Regions from separate parts of the Homo sapiens genome. Here region 2 is linked to region 1. Evidence: chromatin loops called from intact Hi-C (ENCODE). Cell type or tissue: CD14-positive monocyte. All regions are shown on one strand. Links, peaks and the distances in the headings refer to the core of each region. The heading gives the core; the rest is flanking DNA. Region 1 overlaps RALA (RAS like proto-oncogene A). Region 2 has its middle 13 kb from the start of YAE1.

Evidence for each region. Peaks named below come from ENCODE experiments on the same cell type or tissue, not always from the same donor. Only the 100,000 strongest peaks of a DNase experiment are listed, where the experiment ranks them.
Region 2: a loop joins it to region 1, with 2.3 times the contacts of the local background. A loop is called at or near these places in 34 of 110 quality-filtered maps.

What each region holds. Positions count from the first base shown.
Region 1 is chr7:39,630,882-39,639,219 of GRCh38, forward strand. All of the region lies in intron 1 of RALA (RAS like proto-oncogene A), which reads left to right. Among named protein-coding and RNA genes, the nearest start is that of RALA, 11 kb to the left of the region's middle. RefSeq lists an enhancer at 5,849-5,898. In CD14-positive monocyte, for the core only: no CTCF peak of the experiment used is centred there; no DNase peak of the experiment used is centred there; H3K27ac peaks cover 483 bases.
Region 2 is chr7:39,575,471-39,583,808 of GRCh38, forward strand. It overlaps a transcript of YAE1 not described here. Among named protein-coding and RNA genes, the nearest start is that of YAE1, 13 kb to the left of the region's middle. RefSeq lists enhancers at 4,828-4,907, 4,928-4,977. In CD14-positive monocyte, for the core only: CTCF peaks have their summits at 5,108 (motif pointing right) and 5,309; a DNase peak (open chromatin) is centred at 5,141.

The DNA.
Region 1 (8,338 bases), core at 138-8,137:
TTAATGTTTGGTAGGGCTAGTCACCCATTATAGCGCTTCCTCTTCATTGTTTTTCTTGCCTTCTTGTATGAATTTTAGCATCAATTTGTCTAAGTCTATGAAACAATTCATTGCTGGTTTTTTGTTTTTGTTTTTTTTTTTTTTGAGACAGAGTTTCACTGTGTCACCCAGGCTGGAGTGCAGTGGTGCGATCTCAGCTCACTGTACCCTCTGCCTCCCAGGTTCAAGCGATTCTCCTGCCTCAGCCTCCCATGTAGCTGGAACCACAGGCGTGTGCCACCATGCCCAGCTTATTTTTTTATTTTTAGTAGAGACAGGGTTTCGCCATATTGGCCAGGCTGGTCTCAAACTCCTGGCCTCAAGTGATCCACCTGCCTCGGCCTTCCAAAGCACTGGGATTACAGGCGTGAGCCATGGTGCCCGGCCTCATTGCTGTTTTTATTGGGATCACATTGAACTTATACTAACTTATGAAGAACTGACATCTTTTTTTTGGAGAAAGGGTCTCCCTCTGTTGCCCAGGCTGGAGTGCAGTGGTGCCATCATAGCTCACTGCAGCCTTGAACTCCTGGGCTCAAGTGATCCTCCTGCCTCAGCCACCCAAGTAGATGATAGTACAGGTGTGTGCCACCATGCCCTGCTAGAGAATTGACATCTTGATGGTATTGAGACATCTTAACCTAAAACAAACAATGTCTTTTTATTTTTTGCATTCTACTTTTGTGTCTTTGAGGAATGGTTTATAGTTTTCTTCATACAAGTTTTCAACATTTCTTGCTTATTCCTAAGCTATTTTATCTTTTTTGTTGCTATTATAGTTTTCTTATCATTTATGTATTTTAACTGGTTATTGTCCATTTATACGAATATTGTTGATTTCTGCATATTTTCCTGCCACCTTGCCAAATTGTTACTAAGTTGACTATGTTAGCCTCTTTTGCATTGCTATGAAAGTATACCTGTGACTGGGTAATTCATAAAGGAAAGAGATTTGTTTGGCTTACGGTTCTGCAGGCTGTACTGGCATGACACCAACATCTGCTTGGCGAGTTGAGGCCTCAGGAAGTTTTTACTCATGGAAGAAGGCGAAGGGTGAGCAGGTGTGACACATGGCAAAAGAAGAGTGAGAGAGAGGAGGAGGTTCTGGGCTCTTTTAAACAACCAGCTCTCATGTGAACTAATAGAGTAAGAACTTGCTCATTACTGTGAGGACAGCACCAAGCCATTCGTGAGGAATCTGCCCTATGACGGAAACATCCCCCGACTAGGCCCGCCTCCAACCTTGGGAATTACATTTCAACATGAAACTTGGAAGAGACACACATCCAAATCATATCAATTACTTCCATCATTGCTTCTCTCAGACTTTCCAGATATACTATTGTGTCATCTGTAAATAGTTTTTTTTCCTTCTTTTCCAGTGTTTATGCCTTTAACTATTTATCTAATTGCACTGACTAATATCTCCAGAACAAGATTAAATAGCAGTGTAACAATGTCTTTAATAGAGGTACTGATTGCTTCATTGTATTATCTTCACCATGGATATACAAATGTGTACATTTCAATGTAGATAATAGTTTGGCTATGTATATACCTTACAAGGGTTGCACACAGTCCTTCGCTGTGTCTTTAAGAGATGCTTATGGAGATTGGCTGGGCGTGGTGGCTAAGGCCTGTAATCCCAGTACTTTGGGAGGCTGAGGCTAGCAGGTAGCTTGAGCTCATGAGTTTGAGACCAGGTCGAGTAAGATGGTGAAACCCTGTCTCTACAAAAAGTACAAAAATTAGCTAAGTATGGTGGCATGTGCTTGTGGTCCCAGCTACTAGGGAGCTGAGGTGGGAGGATCACTTGAGCCCAGGAGGGGAGGCTTCAATGAGCTGAGATCATGCCACTGCACTCCAGGCTGGGTGACAGAGTGAGACCCCATCTCAATTTTTAAAAAATTAAATTTTAACAAAAGATACTTAAGGAGATGGATGTGGTAAGAAGCAGGAAAGGTCAACTTTCCTAGTGCATGGTAGGAAAATACGGTGTTTAGCATGGTAACTGCTCCATGGTTTCTCAGTTTATACAAGCAGCCCTGAGTTTTCTTGCTTCTCTACACAGTTTTCTGGATTTCATTTTGTTTTTTACCCAGCTAGTTATAGATGCCACAGGGTGACCTCCTTTTCCCTTCTAGGCTAAAGCTGTCATAGGTCTATGAAAATCTAGGGATTCCCTTCTAGGCTTCACAGTCTTAAGTGGTGTGTGTGCTTTGCAGATGAGCAAGGCTTGTTTTGTATTGATATGTTGCTGCCTTGACTTCTTGGATTTCTAGATCATATAGCAAGGTAAATGTTAGTCTGTTCTCGCACTGCTATAAAGACATACCCGAGAATGGGTAATTTATAAAGAAAAGAGGTTTAATTAACTCACAGTTCCACATGGCTGGGGAGGCCTCAGGAAACTTAAAATCATGGCAGAAGATGAAGCAGACGTGTCTTACATGTCAGCAGAAAAGAGAGAGAAGGGGAGAGAGAGAATGAGAATTCATGAGAGTGAGCAGGAGCGAGCATGTGCATGCAAGAGCAGGAAAAACTGCCTTATAAAACCATCAGATCTCGTGAGAACTCACTGTCACGAGAACAGCATGGAGGAAACTGCTTCCATGATCCAGTCACCTCCCACCTAGTCCCTCCCTCAACAAGTGGGGTTATGGCGATTATAATTCAAGATGAGATTTTGGTGGGGACACAGCCACACCCTATCAGCAGGTTTGTAATTAGATGAGTTTATCCACTGGGGGGTAATCCTAGAGTACATATCTGTGGGTGGTTCTTGACAAGTGTGTAAGGCCTGGGACATCTGGCTTTGAGGCAGTTCTTTCTCCAGGTTTTATTTATGCGAATCCACTCATCTGGCAGGAATGATTTGTTGGTGTGAAATCAGGTGTTGGCCCAGCATCCTGCACATGTTCCATCCACATGGCAGTGATGGTCATTGCACACCAGTGCTTGGTCTCCCAAGTTCTGGAGAGTGTTTTTATTTCACTGCCATCTAATTTATCCAGAAAGTTCAAGTAGCGTATTTTCTGTAGATTCTTATAATTTCAAGATTACCAGGTCCCTGTGTGAACTCTCAGACCACATCCTGTTGCCTTTCTCTGTCATTCTATTGTTTTCTCTCCCAGGAGGGCTGGGTGGTAGGGTATTTATTAATTTATTGCCCCATATACTAATGAGTTCCTTCCTAGAACTCCTTACAACTCTCAGTCCATGGCCTGTTGTCCATCTTTGCTGTCCCAGGAGTGCTGGTAGGTAGAGTATTTAATGATCTCTTCTTGTCCCTAGGTTGAGGAGCCCTCACTCACCTTGGTCCATTCCTTGGTCCATTCCAGCTGTCTGTTTTCACTTTTCCTGTGACCCATGTCACCTTTTTCTCTCTGGGTCTTGCTGCCTCACTGGTATGAAATTCAGACTTGGGTGGGGCAGACTTGGGGGTTTCCTGCCTTGAAGATCCTCAGATCTTGTCCTGTGGTACATGCAGCTACCCTGATGGCACACTTCAGCAGGAGGGTGATCTTTTCTGTTCTTTTTTGTTGTTGTCTTATTTCCTCTGCCTGCCCCCACCATTTTTAGTCTGAGGGAAATCTGTCTTCCATCATCTTTCTGCCTAAAATATTTAGTCCATCCCCAGAAGTCTTAGGTTTCTGGGACACCAGCCCTAGTCATTTAATGTTTGAATAATTGGTAACCTTCCCACTACCCTATTAATCTCCAAGGTCTTCCTATTTCTTATGTCTACATAATACAGCTAAGACAATTCTCGGTGCCTGCTACTTCATTCTTATTTGCTGCTTGTGATTTTCAGTAGCTTTCTTAGTCCCTAAGAATAAAATAAAACTTGATCATTTTGTTGCTATTTGTTGCCATTTGTTGCTATGCTTATTTATTTTTATGTTTTGTTTTGATCCAGTTCATAAAATCCATTTCTTTGTTTTGTTAAAGTTTCTACTTATCTGGTTACAACTGCTTGTCTTTTTTGCACATTCATTGGTCATTTATATTTCTTAGCCTGTGAATTGTCTTTATTTCCTTTGCTTATTATTTTTCTGTAGTGAGGACTTGAATCTTCTTTATAATAACAGATTTATTGGGATATAATTCACATACCATAAAATTTGCCCTTTTAAATGTGCAGTTTTGCCAGGTGTGGTGGCTCACGCCTGTAATTCCAGCACTTTGGGCAGCCAAGGCAGGCAGATTGCTTGAGTCCAGGAGTTCAACATGGCAAAACCCCATCTCTGCAAAAAATAGAAAAAAATTAGCCAAGCATCTCTACAAAAAATACAGAAAAATCAGCCGAGCATGGTGGCGCGTGCCTGTCTGTAGTCCTAGCTACTCGGGATGCTGAGGTGGGAGGATCGCTTGAGCCCAGGAGGTGGAGGTTGCAGTGAGCCGAGATCGTGCCACTACACTCCAGCCTGGGCAACAGAGCCAGACCTGTCTCGAAAAAGAAAAAGTACAATTTAGTGGTTTTTAATATAGTCAGAGTTGTGCAATTATCACCAATATCTAATTCCAGAACATTTTCATTACTTTCAAAAAGAAAGCCATACTCATTAGTCATCAGTCCTGATTTCTTCTGCCCCTCAGCCCCTGGCAACTACTAATCTATTTTCTCTCTCTACAGCAGTGGTCCCCAACCTTATTGGCACCAGGGACTGGTTTTGTGGAAGACAGTTTTTCCACGGACCAGGGGAAATGGGGAGGAGGATGGCGTTGGGATGAAACTGTTCCACTTCAAATCATCAGGCATTAGTTAGATTCTCATAAGGAGCATACAAACTAGATTGCTCAGGTGCACAGTTCACAATAAGGTTTGTACTCCTATGAGAATCTAATGCCACCACTGATCTGACAGGAGGTGGAGCTCAGGCAGTAATGCTTGCTCACCCTCCGCTCACCTCCTGCTGTGCGGCCCAGTTCCTAACAGGCCACAGACTGGTACCAGTTTGTGGCCCAGGGGTTGGGGAGCCTGCTCTACAGACTTGCCTATTCCAGATAATTTTTGGATTCCATAAATGGAGTCATACAATAGGTGGTCTTTTGTGTCTGGCTACTTTCACCTAACATAATGTTTTCAAGATCATCCATGTTGTAGCATGCGGCAATACTTCATTTGTTCTAATGGCTGAATAATGTTCCATTGTGTGGGTATGCCATAATTTATCCATTCATCAGTTGATGGACATGTGGGTGTTTCTACTTTGGGGCTTATATTGAATAATGTTGACATGAACATTGATGTATGTGTTTTTGCATAGATGTATGTTTTCATTTCTCTTGGGTGTATATACCTAGGAGTGGAAGTGCTGGGTCGTATAATAACTCCCATGTTTAACATTTTGAAGACCAGCCAAACTTCTAAAGCAGCTGCACCATTTTACATCCCCACTGGAAGCGTATGAGAGTTCCCAGTTTTTCCGCAACTTCACTAACAGTTGTTATTGTCTTATCTTTTTTATTATAGCCATTCTAGTGAATATAATTTCTGTCTTCCTTCATCTGCTGGGATACTTTGAGCTCACCTATGTTTATTAAGTTATCTATATTTTAGCATATCGTGTATGCCTTTTCTTCTTAGATCTCTAAGTTTGAGGTCCAGTCCCAAGAACACTTTCTTCGTTGTAAAAACTATAAACATGACTTTTTGTTTGAACTTCCAGGTGGACTTTCTTTTTGATTCATCAACAAAATTTCTGTTTTACGTTTGTGTGTTTGATGTTATACTAGTTTGTTCTCTCACTGCTATAAAGAACTACCTGAGACTGGGTAATTTATGAAGAGAAGAGGTTTAATTGACTCAGAGTTCTGCAAACTTAACAAGAATCATGACCGGGAGCCCTCAGGAGACTTACAATCATGGCGGAAAGCAAAGGGGAAGCAAGCACATTCTCATTATGGTGGAGCAGGAGAGAGACACGGGGGCAAGGAAGTGCTACACTTTTAAACCATCAGATCTCATGAGAACTCACTATCACTAGAACAGCATGGGGGAAACCACCCCCATGATCCAGTCACCTCCTACCAGGTCCATCCCCTGATGTGGGGATTACAAATTGACATGAGATTTTGGTGAGGGCACAGAGTCAAACCCTATCAGATGAGTTTCAAGCTATTAAAAACATTAAATTGTTAAAAGCACACTGTTAAAATTTGTGGTATAGCAAATAGAATGTTTAAGAGTAATGAAGGGGAATTATTCATAGTGAATACTGACATTGTCTAAGTGAATTTTTAGTGCAGTGTTGACTACATAATTGAGGAGTCCCAGTTATAGCCAAAGTAACCCAAAATGATGCTAGGTTTAATCCTATATTTCTGTCCCTATTAACAGGAAGGTACAAAGTGTGACTAATTTTTTTTAATGGAACCTGCACTTTTGTATACATTATCCTTGTTTGATCTTTATTATCAGCCAAGAGATATAGAGAGGACGGCTATTCTTCCACATTTATTAACCTTCATTCAACAATTCTTTTGAACACACCTGTAACTTAAAGATTTTAGCACCAATTCATTATGTTACTTTGACTTAAGTAATACTTCAAAAAGTATTCCTTAACAATAGCATTTTTTGTAAAGCTTTAAGTGGTTCAGTCTCTGAATAATTATTTTATACTTTTAGTTTCATTTGTTCCCTCTGTTAGTTTCAGTATGTTAACACAGGTAGACCAAAAAGATGACAGTATTTATACACCAACTATGTGCTTCTTTCTAAATGCACAGATAACTGTATTGGTGATTCCATTTACATTTGGTTAGGTTTCAAATGAGAGTGCTATTTCCTCCCAGCTTTTTGTTTTGAAACATTTCAAACCTATAGAAAAGAGTAACATAGTGTATTGAATGCCTACATACCCTACACCTATATTCACCAATCACCAATTATCATTTTGGCCACATTTGCTTTTTCTGAGTATAGATGCTTTTATTTATTGATTGATTTTTGAGCTATTTGAAAGTAAGTTGGAGAAACTTCACCTTTGTGTACTTCAGCTTGCATTTTCTGAGAATAAAGGCATTCTCCTGCATAATACTGTTGTAATACTATTGTAACACCTAAGAAAATTAGTAACAATTCCATAACATCCTCTAATATCTAACCCAGATTCAGGTTTCCCAGTTGTCTCCTAATGTCTCTCTCTTTTTTTAAAATTTTATTTTAAAAGACAGGGTCTTATTCTGTCACTTAGGCTGAATGCTCTGTCACCTAGGCTGGAGTGCAATGGTGTGATCACAGCTCACTCTAACCTCTAACTCCTGGCCTCAAGTGATCCTGCTGCTTAAGCCTCCTGAGTAGCTGGGATTACAGGAGTGTGCCAGTTGTTCATAGATTTAGAACAATATTTAGTGTCAAGTCAGTGATTTTTCTAAGGTTATAATAGGGATCTTCATAAATTTGCCCTTTCCGGATGGTAGAAATGAAATCATACAATATGTGGTTTTTGTGTCTGGCTTCTTTTACTTAGCATAGTGTCTTTCTGGTTCATTAATGTTAAGGCATGTGTCAGTAGTTCTTTTTTGTTGCTTAGTAGTATTCTATTCTATGGATATGGATATACCACATTTTGTTTATCATCATGTCTCCCTGCAGTCTTGACCTCCTGGGCTCAAGCATTCCTCCCACCTCAGCCTCCCAAGTAGCTGGGACCAGAAGGCACATGCCACCAGGCCTGGCTAATTTTTTAAATTTTTTTGTAGATATAGGGTTCTCCCCGTGTTGTCCAGGATGGTCTGAAACTCCTGGGCTCAAGCAGTCCTCCCCTTTGGCCTCCCAGAATGCTGGGATAATAGGCATGAGCCACTGTGCCCAGGCCATCTTGTTTATCTGTTTATCAGTTGGTGGACATTTGGAGTTTTTCCACTTTTTGGTTGTTGTGAATAATCCTGCTGTGAACATTCATGTACAAGTCTTTGTGTGGACATAGTTTTCATTTCTCATGTATATATACTTGGGAGAGTAATTATTGGGTTGTATGGTACATTTATGTTTAACCTCTTAAGAAATTGCCACACTGTTTTCCAGAGTGGCTGCACATTACTTTGCATCCTCACCAGCAGTGTTTGAGGGCTTCTCTTTCTCTGCATGTTTATGGACAGTTGTTACACAGTAAGTCCTCACTTAATGTCATAGGTAGGTTCTTGGAAAATGTGACTTTAAGTGAAATGGTGTATAACAAAAACAATTTTACCATAGGTTAATTGATACAAGAGTTAAGTTTCTGTAGCATATTTCTGGTCACAAAAACATCACAAACTTCTAAATCAAGACCCAAAACACTTCTAAACA
Region 2 (8,338 bases), core at 177-8,176, 55 kb before region 1:
ATTCTACCCTCTTCCAACTAAGGTTAGAGCTTAGTTCTTAGAACTAAGTTTCCAGTCTAAGATACAGGAGAGAGAGAGAGAGAGAGAGAGAGAGAGAGAGAGAGAGAGTGAGTGTGTGTGTGTGTATAGAGAGTGATTCACCAATCAGGCTTCTTGTTCTACAGAAATTCTCAAATCTCTGTCATGAAGATACTTTACCGCAACAGTTGCCTTTCTTGATTTTGCCCCTACGTAATGCCTTTTCTGAACAAACATGCTGGAGCACGAGTCTGCCATCACTGTCTCAAATTCTTAATTTCTCATGCACTCTCCACCTTTAAACTACTTTTTGCTAAAGTCACTGATAGCCAGTCACACAACTGTCCATCACTGACTTGTTTTCAGTCCTATCATTTGTCTCCTCTCCATCATTGGACATGAACAATTCACTGCTTATACAATCCCTTCTCCTTGCCTTCTCCAACAGCACTTTTTCTTGTCCGCTCATTACTATTCCCTATCATTTTGCTAACTCTCCCCGACTCTGACTGCTGCTTAGATGTAGGGATTCCCCAGAGTTTCACTGTTGGACCTCTTTGTTTTTATATTCTGACCAGATGATCTCACCTATTAATGTCATCCCTGTTCATCCATAGCTGGAAACATTAAGTCTTCCTCTGCCCTTCCTGTGCCATCATACCCTACTTCTAACTGAGTTGCTTTACATCTTTCAAACAGTTTGAGTCTGGCCTCCTTTCATTCTAATCACCCAGATTTTAATTAATTTATGTACCAGCCTCATCACTAATGTCAGTACCTACAATCTAGCTGTCTTCCTGTCCATTCTGTCTCTTACCAATATTATCTTTCCAAAACAGTTTACTTCCCTGACTTAAAACCTAGATTTATTCCCTTTTGTTTCTGTTTTTGTTTTTCAGGTCTTGGCCCAAACCTGTTGAAGTGTTGGGCCCAAAAGAGTGTTGTCAGTCTTCTTTTCCCACCTGCCTCTTTCCATTCACCATGCACACTACACTTCTTTACAGGCATTACTACAATGCTTTATGGACACACTAGGCTTATTCCCAACTTAGATTTTTACTCATTGCTGACTCTTCTGCCTAGAATACTTTATTCCACGTCCTTTCCCAGCAAATTCCTGTCACCCTCCAATACCAGCTTAAATTTCAGCTTCATCAGGCAGAGGTGATTGCTCTTCCCAATGTTTCCCCTGCATCACTTTGAGTGTCTCTTCACGTTTCTCCAGGAAAATCCCTTATTTAGTGTTATAGTCCCAGCATTCAGCATCACACCCTGTACATAGATGCATAGGTGGTGCTTGATGAGAGAAAAAAAAAATGAATCTACTAGCCAACATGGAAATATAACCAGAACAGGAGAACAGGATTCCAAAATACATCGTGTTACATTCTTTTGTAAATCTTTATGTTAGCTTTTCTTTTTTGAGATGGAGTTTTACTCCTGTTGCCCAAGCTGGAGTGCAATGGCGCAATCTCGGCTCACTACAACCTCCACCTCCTGGGTTCAAGTGATTCTCCTGCTTCAGCCTCCTAAGTAGCTGGGATTACAGGGGCCTGCCACCACACCCAGCTAATTTTTTGTATTTTTAGTAGAGATGGGGTTTCATCATGTTGGCCAGGCTGGTCTCAAACTCCTGACCTCAGGTGATCCACCCGCCTTGGCCTCCCAAAGTGCTGGGATTACAGACGTGAGCCACCACACCTGCCTTATGTTTGCCTTTCTAAAAAATGTTTATCTTCATTTTGCATGTTAATAAAAATCCACATATCCAAACTGTGTCATTGAGAGGTGACGAAGTGCTGGCAGCCCTCTCTCACTCTAGGTGCCTCCTTGGCCTCAGCACCCACTCTGGCTGCGCTTGAGGAGCCCTTCAGCCCGCTGCTGCGCTGTGGGAGCCCCTCTCTGGGCTGGCCGAGGCCGGAACCGGCTCCCTCCCCTCCCAGGGAGGTGTGGAGTGAGAGTGGCGAGCCAGCGTGAGCTTCTGGTGGGAGGTGGGCTTGGCAGGCCCTGCACTTGGAGTGGCCGGCCAGCAGGGAGGGAGGGGTTTAGCACCCGGGCCAGCAGCTGCAGAGGGTGCACCAGGTCCCCCAGCAGTGCCAGCCTGCCGGCACTGCGCTCAAATTCTCGCCAGGCCTCAGCTGCCTCCCCGGTGGGCACGGCTCAGAACCTGCAGCCTGTCATGCCCTAGCCTCACCCCCACTGTGGGCTCCTGCGCAGCCCAAGCCTCCCCAACGAGCACCACCCCCTGCTCTGCTGCGCCCGGTCCCATGGACTGCCCAAGGGCTGAGGAGTGCGGGTGCACGGTGCGGGACTGGGAGGCAGCTCCGCCTGCGGCCCAGTGCAGGATCCACGAGGTGAAGCCAGCTGGGCTCGTGAGTCTAGTTGGGACTTGGAGAACCTTTATGTCTAGCTAAGGGATTGTGAATACACCAGTCAGCACTCTGTGTCTAGCTCGAGGTTTGTAAACACACCAATCAGTGCTCTGTGTCTAGCTAATCTGGTGGGGACTTGGAGAACCTTTATGTCTAGCTAAGGGATTGTGAATACACCAGTCAGCACTTGGTGTCTAGCTCGAGGTTTGTGAATACACCAATCAGTGCTCTGTGTCTAGCTAATCTGGTGGGGACTTGGAGAACTTCTATGTCTAGCTGGAGGATTGTAAATGCACCAATCAGCACTCTGTGTCTAGTTCAAGCAGCGCTCTGTGTCTAGCTAATCTGGTAGGGAGTTGGAGAACCTTTATGTCTAGCTAAGGGATTGTAAATACACCAATCAGCACTCTGTCAAAACGGACCAATAAGCTGTCTGTAAAACAGACCGATCAGCTCTCTGTAAAATGGACCAATCAGCAAGATGTGGGTGGGGCCAGATAAGGGAATAAAAGCAGGCTGCCCAAGGGTCTAGTTGCAGGCTGCCCAAGGGTCTAGTTCCATGTTGTGGAAGCTTTGTTCTTTTGCTGTTTGCAATAAATCTTTCTGCTGTTCACTGTTTGGGTTTGTGTTGTCTTTGTGAGCTGTAACACTCACTGCAACGGGCTGCAGCTTCGCTCCTGAGGCCAGCGAGACCACGAACCCATTGGAAGAATGAACAACTCCAGACGCGCTGCCTTATGAGCTGCAACACTCACCGCGAAGGTCTGTAGCTTCACTCCTGAAGCCAGTGAGACCATGAACCCGCCAGAAGAAAGAAACTCCGAACACGTCTGAATATCAGAAGGAACAACCTCCGGACACACCACCTTTAAGAACTGTAACACTCACCGCGAGGGTCTGCAGCTTCATTCTTGAAGTCAGTGAGACCAAGAATCCACCAATTCCGGAGACTACATCGTCATACACCAGGCTAAACAGTTACGTTAATATAATAGCATTTACCAGTCATTACAAATTTTACAATGAATAAGTTAATATTACAATATAGCAAAACTTTAAAAAATACAAAATTATGTTTTAGTATAGTTTCCGCTACTAAGAAAGTGCAGAAAGAAACTACACAAAGGCAAAAACTAGGTGAAAACAAACCAAGATGTTAGTTTCTAGCAGGATCCCTGGTGCATAGTTCTAATAACAGTAAGGAGCTGGAGGAAAAAGAGAGGGGAAGTAATGGTTAACGCAGGCAGTGTTTACTATATGTAGGCACTATATTCTAAAAGCTTTACATATATTAATTTCTTTAATCCTCATAATAGCCCTCTCCTGCAGAGCTGCTTTTATGCCCATCTTAGAGATTAGGAAATCGAGGCACCAAGAAGGCTAAGTAATGTGTCCAGTTTGTAGCTACTAAATGGCCCACTTGAGATTTAAACCAAGGCAAGCCTGGTTCCAGAGTGTGTACTCAGGGTGGATGCTTACTAAATAATAACATGGTAGCAGTGACTGTGTTTAGTAGGGGGACTGTGAGCTATGTGTTTACTTTGCTGTTAATTTCTATTTTTCTATGAGAGGCCGAGGTGGACAGGTCACTTGAGGTCAGGAGTTCGAGACCAGCCTGGCCAACATGGCAAAAACCCATCTCTACTAAAAATACAAAAATTAGTCTTGTGTGATGGCAGGCACCTGTAATCCCAGCTACTCAGGAGGCTGAGGCAGGAGAATCGCTTGAACCCAGGAGGTGGGGGTGCAGTGAGCTGAGATCACGCCACTGCACTCCAGCCTGGACAACAGAGTGAGACTCTGTCTCAAAAAAAAAAAAAAATCCTGCTTTTCTGCATTTTTCAAGTCTTCCCCAGTCAGCAAGTATTATTTTTATTTTAAAAATGTATGTAATAGCCGAGCTACGTGTCTATAGCTCACACCTACAATCGCAGCACTTTGGGAGGCTGAGTTGGAAGGATCACTTGAGCCCAGGAGTTTGAGACCACACCAGCCTGGGCAACATGGCAAAAGCCTGTCACTACCAAAATAATAATAGCCAGGCATGGTGGCATGCAACCTGTAGTCCCAGCCTCCTGGGAAGCTGAAGTGGGAGGATCACCTGAGCCCAGGAGCTTGAGGCTGCAGTGAGCTGTGATCGCACCACTGCACTCTAGCCTAGGCAACAGAGTGAGACCCTGTGTCTAAAAAAACAAAAAAAGCATAATAACCAACAGTTATAAGGAACAAAAAATTTACCAGATTTGTTTGCTATACATGTAGAAAAAGAGATGGTCCCTGCCTACTCGAGGGGAGAATATTATGTAGAAAGTGGTTTAGCACATATACTAAAGGAGAAACTAAATTCTCCTCGGACTTCTTAGACTTTCTATCCTCCAAACGGGAAGATAGTTTATGTCACTCATTTTGTGATGATGTGTCTAGCTTTTACATATTCCTATTCAACTGAAAGGAAGGGTGTTAGCTCACCACTCACATATGTGCATACTGCTGCAGATCTGCCAAAAAGAGCCAAGAGTCCTCAGTGTGTAACACTCCGTTTTCTTGCCCTATAAATAGTCTGCTCTTTCCAAAAAGAAGATCAAAGTACTAATCAGAACTACCTACAGATTGAGTTCTGCGGAAGTTGAATCCTGGTGCTTTCATGCATGTGTATGCAACTCACCACTGAGAGAGGCCTTGGACCTTTGGATCCTCTTTCTTTCGAAGAAGCTGTTGAGTTAGTTCAAGGCCACTAGGTGGTGCTCGTGCACCCTGATAAGTTAGCACGTGTTTCATTCCTTGGTAATGTGCCCTTTGCTTAGACCTCATGGTCACAAGTACAAGAAGCTAGTGATTATCCCTAAAGCTATACCAGACAGATTGAGCCATTTGTGAAGTTGGGTGGATGAGGAGGGCTTTTGGGGTATGTCGACAAATAAGAAATTAGGATCCTCCTGTTCTTGTTTAAATTCTAGGCTGAGAATTTTTCTAAATCAAAATAACTGATCATAAGAAAACCTGTTCAAAAGAAAAAAGCACCTTTTTTCCAAAGCTCTGAGGCCTAAAAGTAAACACCTAGAACCCAAAGCATGCAGCCTTCAATCAGAAGCAATGTAAAATTCTAACCTCACCTGCAGGAAGCATCTCTACTTGCCAAGCAGGACTGCACCTAAACTGTTTCAAACAACACTTGCAGTTCATCTCTTGATCTCACTCTCTCTTTTTCTCTCACACACACAAACACAACTTTTCAGGATGTAAACATAGGGAGAGACAACAACTTTGTTAACCTACTCAAATATATCACAACTCTTCTCTTTTTAGTCAACAAATCGACAACCAACTAGGTTTTCCTCTCATCAAATACAACTCTAGAATAGTTAAGCCTGTTTCCTTATTAATGACATAGTCATCGTTATCTATGTAACATGGCTTTGTTATTTATAAAAGAAATATATGGTTCTAGATAGATTTTTAAACACAAAACAAATGAGTTGTCAAATTGCTTGTAATAATGAAATATGAGAGATTTGACAATAGTATAATGATAGCTTTTGCCAATAAAGCAAAATGACTGAAATTGGGGTATAATGTAAATAACCTGAAAATAAAATATCTTCTTTTTCTTATTTGGAGGCATTGCAAAACACCTTTCTTCCAAAATCAGATTCTGAAATAACCAAAAACTCTCTAACCTGTAATTAAAAATTACACCATGGAACAGCAAATTATTATTAACAACTAACCACCCTGGCACGGTGGCTCATGCCTATAATCCCAGCACTTTGGGAAGCTGAGACAGGTGGATCACTTGAACCCAAGAGTTCAAGACCAGCCTGGGAAACATAGGGAGACCGCATCTCTACAAAAAATACAAAATCAACCGGGCATGGTAGTGCACACCTATGGTCCCAACTACTTGGGAAGGCTGAGGCAGAAGGATGGCTTAAGCCCAGGAGTTCAAGGCTGCAGTGAGCCGTGATCCTGCCACTGCACTTCAGCCTGGGTAACAGAGTGAGACCCAGTCTCAAAAAAAAAATAAAAAACAAGAAAATAACCATAAAAATAGCTTTTTAAAAAGTAAAAGTTAATTTTTTTTTTAAGAGATGGAGTCTCACTCTGTCACTAAGGTTGGAGTGCAGTGGTACAATTACAGCTTATGGCAGCCTCAATCTCCTGGGCTCAAGCAATCCTCCTGCCTCAGCCTCCCAAGTAGCTGGGACTACAGGCACTACACCAGCTTCTGAGAACTGTGTCTGTAGGTAGTTCTGATTAGTACTTTGGTGATATTCTTTCTGGAAAGATCAGACTATTGATAGGACTATACCATGCCGGGCTAATTTTGTTGTTGTCATTTTTGTTGTTGTCATTGTTGAGATAGGGCCTCACTGTGTTGCCTGGGCTAGTCTAGAACTCCTGGGCTCAAGTGATCCTCCTCCCTCGGCCTCCCAAAGTGCTTGAATTCTAGGCATGAGCCACCATGCCCAGCCAAAAAAAAAATTAGTTAAAAATAGTTATTTTAACTAACCATATAATTTTAACCTATCAGCTGTTTAGAAATGACTGCAATAGAATTGAATGTAGAAGGAAAACTCATTTAATTCATTTGTAGAAGCCAATTAAAAGTATTTTCATTTAAAATCACATTGTTTTGTCATTCAAGCTGCCAAACGATATATTATTAGTCTGTGATTTTTATCTTATAGGCCAATATGAGGTCTGTATGATGTCTGAAATCTGTCACAATGTTCACTTATGACCCACCCCATTTGTCAGCTTAGAGAGCGTTTTTTATTTCTGTCAGTGTGCTGGAACAAAGGATGGCCTTCATGAAAGGTAGCAGAAGCACTGAGGTCAGAGATGGGATTTCACTCAGCTACTCATCAGAGACCTTGCCTCTTTAGTGTGAACATGATACTTCTGACCTCATCACAGGTTGCTTTGTCTCCAAGGAAGTAACCAGGGACAACTTGAGAAAGTCAGGCAAAGTAAGTTGCCATTGACAGATGGTGTTCAGCTGATAGAAAGAATGAATGGAGAAGCTGACAGAGAAAGATGCCAAAGATCGGTATAGCTTTCCATTTGGTATAGCAGAAGATGTATCAAATCAAAGCCATTTATATACATTTACGTAAAAATCCCACTTCTAGGAATTTAGTTAAAGGAATTATAAAGGTGATTTTAAAAACTTGCAGCGCAAAGCTATTGGTTGCTGCATTCAATCTAGAGTAGAGAAAAATTAGAATAACCCAAATGATCAACAATTTTAAAAATTGAGTAAATTATTATAACATCCACTCAAAGAAATGTTATGCACCCATTAAAAGTTATCATTATGAGAACTATAGAAACAAGGAATATGTTATATTTTTAAGTGAAAGTCATAAAATGTATACATGTGGACATATTATACAAAAATGTATATTTTGCAGATAAAACTCTGGGAGTGCCTGCTCTTAACAAAATAAAGTTCTTTATTGCATTTGTCACAATATTGCTTCTGTTTTAAAAGAGAAAGACCAGTTTACAAAACAGGGGTAACTCTTAGCCCAATTGAGTTATTTTTCATTAACTCCAGGGGAAAATCAAAATCATACTCATAAGTCACTTCTCCACAATATCCAATAAGATACTCAGGCAGGACCTCAGAAAATTCTATGAGAAGTGACTGATCTTTAACTTAACATAGATTTGAAAGAGAATATGATATTTACAGAATTTATTTGGTTCTCCACATTGATTTGATTGTGGCAATAACTTTGGCCTTCTTTGCCATTATTTTGTACATGTTAATAACAGTGTGCCTATAAGCCATGTATTTCCCAGGAGATCTGAGCCTCCTACTTTCCAAATGTGTAAGATCTATAAAATGGAGGTAATGGTAGTGACATCATTGTTTCTGTGGGGATTACGTGCAATTATGTATGTAAAGCCCTTGTTTGGTGATTGCTTTGAAGCACAGCTTC